2 separate regions of the Homo sapiens genome follow, and region 1 is linked to region 2. A link is a contact called in ENCODE Hi-C or POLR2A ChIA-PET data. All regions are on one chromosome and are shown on one strand. Each heading gives the region's core, a stretch centred on a gene start or an enhancer-like site at or near the end of the contact. The rest is flanking DNA. Distances are from core to core; before and after follow the strand shown. Region 1 holds the start of PRDM1 (PR/SET domain 1). Region 2 holds the start of PDSS2 (decaprenyl diphosphate synthase subunit 2).

Region 1 (4,606 bases), core at 2,105-4,604, 1.4 Mb after region 2:
CTCTGGGGTTAAATTTTTTGGTAACATTCAACTACAACTAGAATTTAAATTTTATTTTTTATAAAATCTGCCTCCATTCACGCAGCAGTGGGGGAAAAAAGAAAGACTGAGCATCGTTGTTCTATTTAATTTTAGACAGCTGTGTCTCCCCCTCACCAAAAACACTGGACTCAGACACACAAACAGGAAAGAGACAAAGCATTTCCTAGTCTCCCGGATTCCTTCAAATACTGTTCCTTAGGGAAGGGGGAAAGTGATTTGACACGGCTGTAAGGAATAGTCCCAGTAGCAAATTCTGGATTTCTACGGCCAACCATCCCCTTTCCCTACTTTCTGAAGGAAGTAATAGAATTGACAGTGCTCTGTGCTAATGGTGGTATGGGAAGTCTGCTGAGGGGTCCTTTCATTCAACTCAACCCAGTAGTAGACTAGTAAGTGCAACTACAGTAAGCCAAATTCTGAAAACAAGAGGTGGTTCTGCAAGTTATTTCACAGCTAAACATCACGCCTAGCTATAATCTTTATATTAAAGGTAAACACAAATCAGTTGCTCATTCCAAGTTTGGGTTTTCATCCCCTTTGAAACAACAAAGAGTGTACCCACTTCAGAGGCCAGTAAGGAATTGGCCTGCCAGCCCAGCCCCAGCAAAGGAGCTGCTGCAGATAAACAGTGGTTAGCTCTGAAGTCATCCAGACAGAGGACACTTTTACATGACCCCCTTTCTCGGCTTATACCATCACTTCACTTCATAAACACGTCAAAGTTTTGAGGATAGTTTTAGAAACCCAGCTAATAAAGCTGGCTTGTTAAAAAGAGTAAAGCCAACTAATTACCAAAGACAGACAAAAGAAATATTAAAACTTTTTTTTCCAAGAAAAAGTTTTCTCCCTTAAGAGATATTGTACAACAGGGACACTAGGGCCAGTGGGCCCAGAGCTTTCTTGAAGTTCACTGACAATTTCACCCACCCTATGCTGCAAGTTGCTTTTCTAAGACATGCCAATTTGCCAAAATATTTAACTGTTTACTAATTAGTGAGGAACAGTTGAAGGCTGGAAGAAATGAGAAGGAAATGGTTTAGGGAAAGAGAAAGCAATGCAAGAATTGAATAGAGCAATCAATTATTTACTGATACTTACAGATTCTCAGAGGTTTTCAGAGATATACAAGGCCTCAAGGGCAAGTAGGGAGATTTGGCACCAGGTCCCCAATCTTCTTGTCAATAAACCAGAGGCTTACCTCTTCACTGTTGGTGGCATACTTGAAAAGCAGATTCCTTGGTAAGGATGCCTCCGCCTGAACCGAAGTACCGCCATCAGCACCAGAATCCCAGGGGTGGTCGTTCACAATGTATGTACACTTCTCTTCAAACTCAGCCTCTGTCCACAGAGTCATATCCGCATCCTCCATGTCCATTTTCATGGTCCCCTTGGTCCCCTCTGCCAATCCCTGAAACCTCACAGTGCTGGAGTTACACTTGGGGGCAGCCTGGAAGAGAAAGGAAAGGCCTTTAATCCCCATTGTCCCGCCGTTCCTGTGGCTCCTTCTGAGAGGCTATGACTAATACAGTAGTCTGAAGACTTTAAAAGCAGATGCAGAGTGCTTGGTACAGTTGAGAAAGAGCCAAGAAGCCGTATAAAGTAAACTGCCTTGAAAAGAAGCAAGGTTTTTAAATGCTACTCTTAGTTAAAAAAAAAAAAAAAAAAAAGAATGTGGCAACCTCACTGTGGGGAAAAGGAAAAAAAAAAAAAGAATCACCTCTGAACAATCCCTGGCTTTACCTCTCATGGCAGAAAAATGTTCTGGGCACACAGTCCAGTGTCCCAGAATGCCTGGGGTCATGGCCGCCAGACCCTCGGCACTGTGGAAAAGCTGCCTCAGAAAAGTGTCACAAACAAGGAGAGGAAGAGGAAGGAGCTCTGTCTGCCTCTGAATGAAGCTAAAAATGGAAAGCGCGTGTGGTGCAGGAGCGGAACCCAGCCTGCCTTTTCCAAATGGGGAAGACCGAACTTTCCCACCAGCTCCCAACGCAAAACAACTTTCAAAACAACTGCCTCCTCCCTCTGCTGCGAGCTCTCTTTCATCCTCTCACATGGAAGACTGAAAAGGGTTGCATCCTGCCAGCATCACTGAGCTACGGCCTCTTAGAAATCACTTGGACCACAGGAAAAGAGGAGGAAAAATGGGTGAAGGGGAAAACAGCCTGCAGTGTCTTCTGACTTGCAAGCATCTCATACCAAATTGAAAAGGCAAAAACAAAACATAAAACCGTTTAATAAAATTCCCTGGAGAGAATTCCTTTAGGAGTCCTCAGCTACAAATAGCACTTTCCATTTAAATCTGAAAGTGTATGAATTCCCAGAAGTCACTGATGTACTACAGTTTACTGTAACTAAAGTTATAACAAATTTAGAAGACTTGGAGGACAAGCTCTGCTTCCACTTGTACATTGATGAGGATATTCCCCCAAAATCCTCCCTCACACTCAGAAAAAAACTGTTTTCCAAAGGCAAAAAAAGGTAAACAACTTCTGTAAGGGTTTTCTCATATAGACATGTTTGATAAAAATGAGGAATATGGGTATCATTTCCATGTAAGAATGTGTGTTTGTTCAAATGTAAACATAACATTCTGTGGAAGTCCTTCAAGGAGGTTTTTACATTCTTCCACTTCTCTAAATAGGATGCTCTTAAAAAAAAAAAAGTTGGATGCAAAGTTGTTTTTCCCTCAGTTATGATTTAAGCAAACCTGCTTATTTTTATTTAGTTCCAACATGTAGAGTCATGACGCCAAACACATGTTAAAAATAAAATAAAATAGAAAACTTCAGCCAACCCGGAATAGTTTGACGAGTGTGAGCTGGAACCACTACTGAAATTTCAATGAATTGGCAATTATGTCTAGAACTGAAAGGGTTAATGATTCATAAGGAAAGTCTCACAAATGTTTGACAGCACTAAGTGCACTAAAGCAGAAGCATGTTTCTACTGCGACATTAGCCAAAAAAAATTAATAATAATAACAATAAAGGAAAAGAAAATAAAGTTTTCAGATCAATTTCAGAATTAAAAAAAAAAAATTCAAGTTCCTTACCAAGGTCGTACCCACACGTTTTTCCAAGCAAATATCCAACATCTGAGAAAAGTCTCGTTCATCTCTACCCAGTCCACATTCTCCCCGCGTCCCCCGCCAGGCTGAGCCGCACAGACGCGCACCTCGGCGGTCCCTCCTCGCTTCGTCCGGCCGCCCGGGCGCCCGCGTCCCAGCTCCGGGCGGACAGGTGCCGCGGTCGCTGCTCTTGCCTCTCCGCAACACTGGAGGGCCGAGTGTCACGGCAGCACTTTGTCTGTGTTAACCGTCTGGCTTCCCCTCCCTGCTTAAGATTTCCTTAGCCACTCGGCTGCGCGAAGTGGGGGCGTGGCCAACGTGGCCAACACCACCTGGCCGAGCCCAGGGCTTTCCCCCAGATTGCTAGCACAGCCGCCGAGAGCTTCCTCTCTTCGCATGTGTATTTCAACATTGACTTGGAATCTTCTTACTTCCCTTTGAAGGCACTTAACCTCAACGCTTACTTGGGCTCTATTGTATTCTAAACACTCCAGATCGCCCTCCTTCCTGGCGCGGCAGAATTAGGGGGCGCACGTTCCTTAAATTAAGGAAACTTAAAATTTACCTACACAGTTTCTGATTTCTCAGCTCAAATCCCCAGGTACAAAAGACACAAATCTTACTTCAAAAGAGCAAGTTAAATTGTTTTTGCAGCTAGTGTAATACAGTGGAGCTGTCTGGTCCTCAAGCTGTTGTGTATGTAACGCACGTTTCCCCGCCCCCCGCCCCAAAAGTTGTAACATTCCGTTTCTCCTGCTAACGTTCAAACTTGGCAGAACTAACTTTCCTCTTTTAACTATTTAGTAAATAGGGAAATAGGCAAAAGTTATAATTCTACAGATTGTTTGTTTTCCTTTCCTCTCCTCCCAGAACCCACAGGCTGACTTCCCAGGAGTGTAAGTAAAATGTAGAGCATTAGTCGTTTCACAGTTCAGAGGAATATTGAACTGATCACTGCAAGTGGAAAGCGGTCGGAGGCAGTAATTAGTGGGGCTTATTCTGAGCCCCGGCCAGCTTTTCCTCCAGCCCAGTCAGTCCTCTGTTGAAGGAAGGACATCCTGTGATGATGGCATACAATGTCCTGTTTGTTTATTATTAAGAGCGTGGACCTTGCATTCCTGCTTCTCATTACAAAACAAACCAGATGCTTTACTTCCTTCAATGGTCTTGTGCCTTCAGCAAGGAATCCTTTAATTCAGAGAAACAATGTTTATAGCAAACACCCCATTTCAATTATTATTTAGATCATTGAAATCCAGGTCTTCCATTTTTCCTGCTTGCCTTACCATAGGTAGGTTTTTTTAAAATCATTTCTCCTTCGACCTGCAATGTCTTTTCTAACATTTTAAATACACGTGTGCACACACATCCACCCACACACACACCCACATACACACACCCAGTTCCAACCTAATGATACCAACTTAGTCATACAATGAAATGGACATCTGAGTATTTGTTTACAGGAAGAAATGAAACAAAGCAAAACAAAAGCCC
Region 2 (4,421 bases), core at 437-2,936:
AAAAATTTAAATCACAAGGAAAACTTGCCAAAGGGAGAGTATGAAGCTAAATCTTTTGTAGAGAAAATCATCTTGTTTTGCAAAGTGAACAACTACTCTTTAAGTCCCAATCTTTATTTGTAGCTCAAGAGGCTGGTACAGTATTATGCATGATGCTCATTTAAAAAATACTGACAGGCTGGGCATGGTAGCTGGTAGCTCACACCTGTAATCCCAGCACTTTGGGAAGCCGAAGTGGGCGGATCACTCGAGGTCAGGAGTTTGAGACCAGCCTGGTCAACATGGTGAAACCCAGTCTCTACTAAAAATACAAAAGTTAGCCGGGCGTGGTGGCAGGCGCCTGTAGTCCCAGCCACTTGGGAGGCTGAGGCACAAGAATTGCTTGAAACTGGGAGGCGGAGGTTGCAGTGAGCTGAAATCGCGCCGCTGTACTCCAGCTTGGGTGACAGAGCAAGACCCATCTCAAAAAATAAATAAAAAATAAAAATAAAATACCATGAATTTGGAAGGATTTTGAAAGTTTTAGAGAGTTTTATAAGCTATTTTTAAGAGTGTAAAAAATGGATAATATATCCTTTATTAAGAACGGTTAACACCTGTTTTAGGTGATAAGAAAGGAGGTAAGATCTTAGGCACATTTGAAAAAAAAATAGGTAGCATTACTTAAAAGATAATCATATTGACTGTTTCCTCTCAGCAATAAGGAGAAAAGAGTGGATGGGAGCCTATTATTTAGACGGTGTAATCTTTCGGTTAGAATACGGATTCTGAAACCAGATTGTCTGGGCTCACATCCCTGTCTAGTGTGGTCTTAGGGAACTTACGCGACTCGACTGCACCTTAGTTTCCTCATACAAAACACGGAGAATACTAATATTATCTACTTAATGAGGTTGTTCTGAGGATTAAATAAAGTAATACATGAACTAGTACGTGAAAAGCACTCCGGTCAGCGATAGTCTTCAATCCTGGAGTTGAGCTCCAGGCTAGGCATAAAGAGGAAGATAAGAGGCAGGGAGTAGGCAACGTTTCATTCTTCCTCTCCGCACCCGCGGGAAGGAGGCACCGCTGTTTCTCCCAAGGCTCAGCGAGGAGGCCGGTAATTCGAAGTTGGATCCGAGGACTTTCCTTGGGACCCCTTTCCGCCGCACCACGCTGCCTTATGTCTGGTTGGGCCCTGAGGACACGAGGGCTCAGCCCCACGCCCCGACTAGGCGTTCCACCACTGAGACGTGGCCCCAGCTCCAGGAGGCATGCAGCCCGAGAGGCCGCCTTCACGCCCGGCCACGGCCACTGCCACTGCCAGGGGCTGGTGGCGATAGCGACAAAAAGCTTCCGGGAGGAACTGGTGCCTCCGCCCGACGCCCTTCCTTGCGGGCAAGCCGGGGGCTGACCGTTGTTCGTGACACCAATACTTATGCATGCCACTCAGTGCTGGGCGCCGGGGACTCTAATGAATCCAGACTCGGCCCAGATACCGTGTGCAGAGGGACCACTCGCCGCCCACAACTGATCCCTGTCACTGACGACCTTTGCTGGCCCAGAGCGGCGGGGTGGGAGGAGCTGAACCTCCCAACCCGGGTTCACCTCCAAAGCACCGCCCCTGCGGGGGCGTTCTCGGGTACGCCGTAAAGTAGAGAGTATACTTAACAACCCGCCTCTGTCTTTACGGCAGGCCGCATTCCATGCCTCCAATATGGCGTCCTCCACATAGGCAGTGGCTGTGGTTTCTACCCCGGGTGGCCGGGGGCAGTGCTGAGCTGGGACTGTTGTTTGCCCAGCCTGGGCTGCAGAAAGCAGCAGTTAAAGTTCGTTTCTGGTCACTGCTCCAGGAAGCCACCTTACTCTGAGGGTCAAGAATTGCCGCTTCCTTTTAGTTACTGTAAGTTCCTCCTCTGCCCCTGGTTTGTTTCCCGCGGCACTTCTGGATACCCCCAGGTCCCAGACCCTTCCAGACTCAAACCATGAACTTTCGGCAGCTGCTGTTGCACTTGCCACGTTATCTTGGAGCCTCGGGTTCCCCGCGTCGCCTGTGGTGGTCCCCGTCCCTCGACACCATCTCCTCGGTGGGCTCTTGGCGTGGTCGGTCCTCCAAGTCCCCGGCCCACTGGAATCAGGTAGTGTCAGAGGCGGAGAAGATCGTGGGGTACCCCACGTCCTTCATGAGCCTTCGCTGCCTGCTGAGCGACGAGCTCAGCAACATCGCTATGCAGGTGCGGAAGCTGGTGGGCACTCAGCACCCTCTGCTTACCACAGCCAGGTGAGCTACCCCTCTCCCGCTGACACACTCGCACTCATTGGAATACTTTTTTTTCTGGCGGGCATACGCATTCTAGCTCTCTCAGACTGGCTCCTGATTTATCTCTTTTTAGTCCTTCCTTTTTACTCACTCCTCCTAGACATTCCGTGTTGTCTCTTCTCTAGTCCACTTAACGTTCTTGCTCAGCTGAGTGCATAAGTGGTTTTCTTTGAAACACTTGTATGCTTTCCTCGATTTTGCTTCTTAATTGTTGAGGATGAAGATGCCTCAGTGATTTGTGGAGAAATCGAGCGGAGATGTAGGTTTATTGAGTCACTTCCTAGAAATTTTTTTTTTTTTTAATGGGATAGATTAATTTTCTGTCCCGCACTGTTCAGGGGGTCACCTCCAGAAAGTAGGCAAGGAGAGAGAGAGAGGCTGAAGGTAGATAATTCTTTCCAACGAATGTCTTGGGGTTGAAGTAGGAATTTATCCCGTTAGTAGTCATTATCTTCTTGGGATGTTTATCACTTATGCTGTACTACTGCTGTGAAACCTGCCTTTAGGATTTATAAAAGTTTTTTTTTTTTTTTTTTTTGAGACGGAGTCTCGCTTTGTCGCCCAGGCGGGAGTAGCTGGGACTACAGGTGCCCGCCACCACGTCCGGCTAATTTTGTTTTTGTATTTTTAGTAGATACGGGGTTTCACCGTGTTAGCCAGGATCGTCTCAATCTCCTGACCTCGTGATCCACCCGCCTCGGCCTCCCAAAGTGCTGGGATTACAGGCGTGAGCCACCGTGCCCGGCCAAAAGTTTTTTTTTTTTCTTCCACTTAAACCCCACACCTGAATTGTAATTAGTTTAAACATACAGCGAAGTTACAAAAATAATATAGTTCAAAGAACACACTTGCATACTCTTTAATCAGATCCACCTGCTACGTAGATATGTCTATATATGTCAATATATACATTAAATACATATACACACAGATATATATACTATTCACGTGTATATATCTTTCTATATATTTTTTTCTGAATCATTTGATGGTAGATTGCATACATCACGATCCTTTTCCCCTAAATACTTCAGTATGTATTTCCTAAGCATAGCAGTAATCTCCTACGTAAGTACGCTACAGTTACCAACTTAGGTATATTTAATATTGATACAATACTTTTATTTAATCTACCATTTAATTTCAATTTTGTTAATTGGCCTAATAATGTTCTTTATAGCATTCTTTACCCTCCAGGACAGGATTCAGTCCAGGATCAAGTATTGCGTTTAGTTGTTATATCTCTTTCATCTTCTTCAATTAGGAACATTTTCATATCTCTTCTTGGCTTTTATGACTAGAGCACTGGTTCTCAACTGGGGCAATTTTCCCCCCCTGAGGACATTTGGCATGTATGGAGACATTTTTGGTTGTCACGAATGGAGGCACATTACTGGCATTTAGTGGATAGAGGCCAGGGATGCTACCCTTCAATTCCCAGGACAGACCCACAAGAAATAATTAGGTGCTGCAAAATGTCAGTAGTGCCAAGGTGGAGAAATCCAGGACTAAAAGGACCTTTTTCTATTGTTGTTTTTAAAAGTAAACTTCTATTTTGAAGTAGTTTTAGATTTACATGCAGTTGGAAGAAATAACACAAATCTAATATACACCTAACCCTGTTTCTCCCAATGGTAACATCTTTTGAAACGATGGTGTAATATCATAAGCAGGGTATTTATGTTGATACAGTTAAGATAAAGAACATATTCAGCACTATAAGGATTCCTCATGTTGCTTTTTTAGCCACACTCACTTCCCTTACCCACCCCTTGCTTTAATTTTTCGAGGCACCTGTCATTTTCTTACTACAAAAGTTATCAAATAGTAATAATAAAGTGATTTTATTCCTTGGCATCGTTCCCAGTTATCAGGAATGTCACCTTATGATTAGCTGGAATGTTAGTTTTCCAGAGATTCTAGATGATACACACTCAAAACACATACACATATGTTTAAAGCTTAATGAAACGAATAAGCCTACTATTACCCAACTTAAGAATTGTAACTTTACCAGTCCTGTTGAAGCTAAATGTGTACTCCTCAGTCCATCTCCCTGACTCCCACTAAACTGTTTTTAAACACTTTTCCTTTTCAAAATTACCAGGGGTCCTGGTGTGGT

What was found. A loop is a pair of places that touch in the nucleus more often than their neighbours do. ChIA-PET counts read pairs that join two places held with the same protein, here RNA polymerase II (POLR2A). Pooled maps may share reads with other maps.
Region 1: a loop to region 2 is called in a map of B cell, with 19 times the contacts of the local background. The contact joins the promoter of PRDM1 here to the promoter of PDSS2 in region 2. A Hi-C loop is called at or near these places in 1 of 168 maps with a recorded cell type or tissue (B cell) and 5 of 50 pooled maps. POLR2A ChIA-PET finds 5 or more read pairs at or near these places in 1 of 52 experiments (GM10248).

Annotation. Positions count from the first base shown.
Region 1 is chr6:106,085,084-106,089,689 of GRCh38, reverse strand. It overlaps PRDM1 (PR/SET domain 1), which reads right to left and starts at 3,354. Exons shown (of 7, transcript NM_001198.4): 1 at 3,095-3,354; 2 at 1,241-1,489. The coding sequence starts at 3,136. RefSeq lists an enhancer at 3,007-3,726.
Region 2 is chr6:107,456,829-107,461,249 of GRCh38, reverse strand. PDSS2 (decaprenyl diphosphate synthase subunit 2) reads left to right here and starts at 1,686. Exons shown (of 8, transcript NM_020381.4): 1 at 1,686-2,260. The coding sequence starts at 1,965. RefSeq lists enhancers at 724-1,645, 1,366-1,815.